Linked DNA regions of Homo sapiens: region 2 is linked to region 1. Evidence: read pairs that join two places in POLR2A ChIA-PET (ENCODE). Cell type or tissue: PC-9. All regions are shown on one strand.

Region 1 (2,500 bases):
TTAGTAAATTTCATATAAAGTCTGAATTAATTTTTACTAATTATTTACTAATGTTGATCAGTTTTGTTTGTTGCAGAGCTGACAGACTTATTGCTTCTAAAAACTAATATTCCAGTGTTCAGCAGGGTCTAGAATTCTGTGGCAATTAATGGTCATTGTTTCTATGGAGATTTTATTACATTATTCTTTGGCTTCTATTGCTAAGTACTATGTAAGTCTAAATTTTTCGGTACTCTTTTCTGTATTGGTTTCAAGACTTGTTTGAGTTACACAACGTTACAACAAATGTTTAAATATCTTTTATTCTGTTCAAATTTTGTTGCCTTTCCTGAATTGGAAGATCCATAGCTTTCAACAGTTTTTGAAAATTCTCAGCCACTGTGTTTCTTTGTTCTTTCCTCTCCTTGAATTCCCATTGGATTTATTGGACATTCTCATGTATCCTTTATGTCTGTTAATTTTTCTTTCATATTTTCCCTTATGTATAATTTTTTGTGGTACATTGTCAGTTTTTTAATCGTCTGTCTTGTTTGATAATTCAACTTTATATAGTTATCAGGCCATTTAGCTTTTAATTGCTGGGTGTTTGTATGTCTGTGTACATATGTATGTACACATAATTTATAAAATTCAAGTTCTAATTTTTCTGTTTTTTTATGAGTGTTTTCTGTGTTTCTGATTTCTTTTATAACTCTCATGGCTGAAATTTTTGTTTTAATAGTCTTTCACATTCTGTTATCAGTTTTTTGGGATCTACTCCCTGTTTGTATGTGCTACTCTTGTTTATTTTGACTGGAAGTTCACCTCTGGCAGGAGTATATCTGCAAATACTATACTGTACGGACTAGATTGGACAGAGGTAGTTTTTTTCCAGAGAGATTTTTCCTTCCCAAGAGTTTTTCCTGAGTCCCAGGGCTTTTGTGGCCATTGAGCCATTTTTTTTTTCTTTTTTTTGAGACAGAGTCTCGTTCTGTTGCCCAGGGCGGAGTGCAGTGGCGCAATCTTGGCTCACTGCCAACCTCTGCCGCACAGAAGCACAGATTCAAAGCGATTCTCCTGCCTCAGCCTCCGGAGTAGCTGGGATTAACAGGCTCCCGCCACCACGCTCGGCTAATTTTTTGTAGTTTTAGTAGAGACGGGGTTTCGCCATGTTGGCCAGGTGGTTCTCGGAACTCCTGACCTCAGGTGATCCGTGAGCCATTTTTATGTCAATATTTGTGGTAGGAAGGGGGCAGTAGGGGGAATTGGCAGAAACTGTAGATGAGAATTTAAGGTTGTACAATCTTAATGGAGACTTCTGGCCTTTGGAAAAGCAAACAAGCTTTCTCTTGTGTCTTTTTCTCTTTTGTGTCAATACTACTTATTAAATCTATTTTTTTAACTTAGTGATTTGAAATGGCACTGTGATAATATACCAAACTTTTTGTGTGTATATGGGCTATTTTGCCTTTAATTGGGTGTTCTTGGACAAGAATTAAAAATTCTTATTTACATAAGCAAAACTTTTTCAGTAGTCATTTTTGATAGTATTTGATGTTCTAATTTACATTTCATGTTCAGTTTGTGAGATGTTTTAGGTATTATGTCTCTTCTGGGGATAAGCAAGAATATCCCCAGAAGAGACATAATACCTAAAACATCTGATCATTTTAGTACTTCCATTGTTGAGTGACCTAAGGTGATACACCTAAGAGTTATTTTATTAATATTTTATTAATTAACCCATTATGTTCAACTTTAATACCCTAGCTAAACTTTTCCAAAGGATGATAAATTTTTGTGAATGATAAATTTTGAAGTAAGTTTTTCTATTTGCTGCTAAATTTAATTTCATTAAGTTTAAGCATCAGTTATTAAGACTACCCTGTGGTAGTGGGATTGGACAGATTTGTTATGGTTAGGGTAGAGCTAGGACCACTGGGAGAAGTTATAGGATGATGTGATTTTGGATCAAAACTAAAAAGAACTTGTCTTTCCAAAGAATAAAAGGGGTTTATGGGAGGTATTCATCCCTGCTTTTCAAACATAGGCTGGCTGCCTGTTGAGCTGGGTCTAATCTCTGAGTGGCTAGTTGGATTAGATGGCCCTTTCTTACTCAGAAATCTTATGAAAGGAAAAGCAGGTCAAGATGGTAGATTTTAAGGGGAGGAAAGCTTCTGTACATGGTGTAGCTGTTTTACGGTATGAATTTCATGTTGTAGTGTTAATTTTTGAACAGTTTTGATGACATGTTCTTTTGTCTTCAAAAACTGATTTTATGTGATTTGAAAACTGATTTGAAAGACTATTTTAAAAAGTTATTACTTTTTTGGTATTAAAGCTTTCAGTTTGTCTAATTATAAATTAGATTTTTTTTTTTACCGAATAAACTTTTAACCAGATTATTTCCCATGGAAGTGTTTTTAAATGAGCAGTGCCTTTTCCTGAGAAAATGGGCTGGTTTGGGCATGATGAGTAAGCAAAAGTCTAAAAGATACTTTCAGCAGCTATGACCTCTGCA
Region 2 (2,500 bases), 120 kb after region 1:
AATGGGCCAACCTGATTTTACCCAGTCACTACTGTGTCTGTAGACAGAGAACAGAAAGCTTGTCTCAGGGAGCAGGTGCAACGAGGCAATGGGAGTCGTTGCCATTCCAGAAGGTCACTTAGAGGCAGAGGGGCAGGGAGACCTTGCTTCATTTCAGGCTTCCTGAACTTTAGATTTTTGCCTATTCCAGTGATGAATTCAGAAGTGAGGACAGCTATGTTGAAAACTAGGCATGAGGAGAAACAATTTTTTTTTTTTGAGACAGAGTCTCACTTTGTCACCCAGACTAGAGTGCAGTGGCACGATCTTGGCTCACTGCAACCTCCGCCTCCCAGGTTCAAGTGATTCTCCTGCCTCAACCTCCCGAGTAGCTGGGATTACAAGCATGCACCACCACACCCAGGTAATTTTTGTATTTTTAGTAGAGATGGGGTTTCTCCATGTTGGCCAGGCTGGTCTCAAACTCCTGGCCTCAAGTGATCGGCCCACCTCAGCCTCCCAAAGTGCTGGGATTACAGGCATCAGCCACTGTGCCTGGCCAAAACAATTTCCTTTAATTAAGTATCATGTCATTTCACCTGACACATCTCAGGTGCCCTCATTCTCTTGGCCTCACCTGTGTTCCAGACTCAGGGCTTGCTCCATCTCAGTTGCTGCAGTGACACTGGCTCTGGCAAGGCTCTGATGTGGGGCTGAGGCCCAGAGTCTTTCTGCCTCCTCCCTGCGGCACTGCTGGACGTGAATGAGCATCATGCCACAAGATGTGCCATCTGGATCCCCTGGGGGCAATAGGTCTTTTAATTTAACTCCGAAATTCAAAGTGTGACTGTGGGTCACATTCTACCAATGAGAATGAAGTTAGGTAAACAAATTCCCTGTCCATTCTTCTCTTTGATGGACATTTTTTCTCTATATAGCTTGGCCAGAGATGTCTTGTGTGGTCAAGAAGGTACACGAGTTGGGGATTGAATGCATCTCTTGAAACTTGTTGAGGAGCAGTGGACAGCATTTACTCTCCATCCTTCCCTGACTTGCTTTCCTTTTTCCTCAGGTGCAATGCCCTGGCACTGTACTTCCTAAAGCATTAGCCCTTAATCCTTGTCTCAGGACATGTTTTCAAGGAATTCAGGCTGAGAGTGCTCTAACATGGGTTTTAGAGTAAAAAGTGAAATTTCTTCTGAACTTTTCCTCTAGATTACTGTCCTGTCCCATTCAGTTTTAAGGGAAGATGACTTTGGTTGATGGATTAGGCTGTCCAAGAAGCAAAGAGCCCTGTGGCTCTGATGTGAGAGGTATATACTTTGCTTGGGGAGGGGGGTCTGATCTCTCAACCTCAAAAGCTCGACGTTATGCTATATATATATATATATATTTTTTTTTTTTTTTTTTTTTTGAGATGGAGTCTCGCTCTGTTGCCCAGGCTGGAGTGCAGTGGTGTGATGTCGGCTCACTGCAAGCTCCTCCTCCTGGGTTCACGCTATTCTCCTGCCTCAGCCTCCCGAGTAGCTGGGACTACAGGTGCCCACCACCACGCCCAGCTAATTTTTTTGTATTTTTAGTAGAGACGGGGTTTCATCATGTTAGCCAGGATGGTCTCGATATCCTGACCTCCTGATCCGCCCGCCTCGGCCTCCCAAAGTGCTGGGATTACAGGCGTGAGCCACCGCTCCCGGCCACAGTATATGTATTTTAAGCACCAGTTTGTTGTTTACCAGACGAACATGAGAACAGCACAGACCCACTTCCCTCCAGACGTCCAAATGGCTGTGTATGTTTCAGGGACAACCAAGATGAGACAGACTGACGCATTTGGAGTCAAAGACTGCTCAATGGGTTCTTTTGGGACAGAGGTATATCTAGTCTCTCCATGGTAAGTTTGATTGGGATGAACAGTTCATTTCTTTGCTGCTTACCTGGTCCTGCCTTGACGGCCCCATCTCTTCTCTTTTGTCTGTGCCCTCTGCCTTCACACACGATTGTAGTGAGATGATCCAAATTCCTCTGGCTGAGCCTTGTGTCTCTCCTTCCTAAAAAGCTAAGTGGTGGTTCAGCCACGGAGGACTGAAAATCTGTTGTGAATTGGTGATATTAGAAAGTTGCGGCCACAACTTTCCATTTTAATCACTTAGAATGAGTTCCCTTGCTCTGATGTCACTGCCAAATTCCTGTGGGACTCTTCACAGATGAATTCCAGATAGCTGAGCATCTTGTTGTCAAACAGAAAAATAAGAACTGGAACATTTTTCCCCACTGGGTTAAGAAAATGCTGCAAGTGAGATGTCCTGGTTTCCCATGACAACGCCCCCTCCTTTAGCCAATCACTTTAGCTAGTCACATCTGTTGGCCCCTGGCTATAGAGAAGTCACTGTGAGGAACCGTGTGGTTGCTGGAGGCTTGTTTTACATACCCGTTTCTATGGGTTCTCACACAACAGTGACACAACCTAAGATTTCATGAGCTAATGGATCTCTGAAAAGCCAATTTAAATTTCCAGGGTTTA

Evidence for each region. ChIA-PET counts read pairs that join two places held together with the same protein. Peaks named below come from ENCODE experiments on the same cell type or tissue, not always from the same donor. Only the 100,000 strongest peaks of a DNase experiment are listed, where the experiment ranks them.
Region 2: POLR2A ChIA-PET joins it to region 1 with 12 read pairs; 2 of 35 experiments call an interaction of 5 or more read pairs at or near these places.

The regions. Positions count from the first base shown.
Region 1 is chr14:55,598,529-55,601,028 of GRCh38, forward strand. The region is part of intron 1 of KTN1 (kinectin 1); the gene reads left to right. Among named protein-coding and RNA genes, the nearest start is that of KTN1, 20 kb to the left of the region's middle. In PC-9, no CTCF peak of the experiment used is centred here; a DNase peak (open chromatin) is centred at 1,093; H3K27ac peaks cover 2,240 bases.
Region 2 is chr14:55,713,845-55,716,344 of GRCh38, forward strand. LOC124903320 (a long non-coding RNA gene) reads left to right here and starts at 1,657. Exons shown (of 2, transcript XR_007064179.1): 1 at 1,657-1,870. In PC-9, no CTCF peak of the experiment used is centred here; no DNase peak of the experiment used is centred here.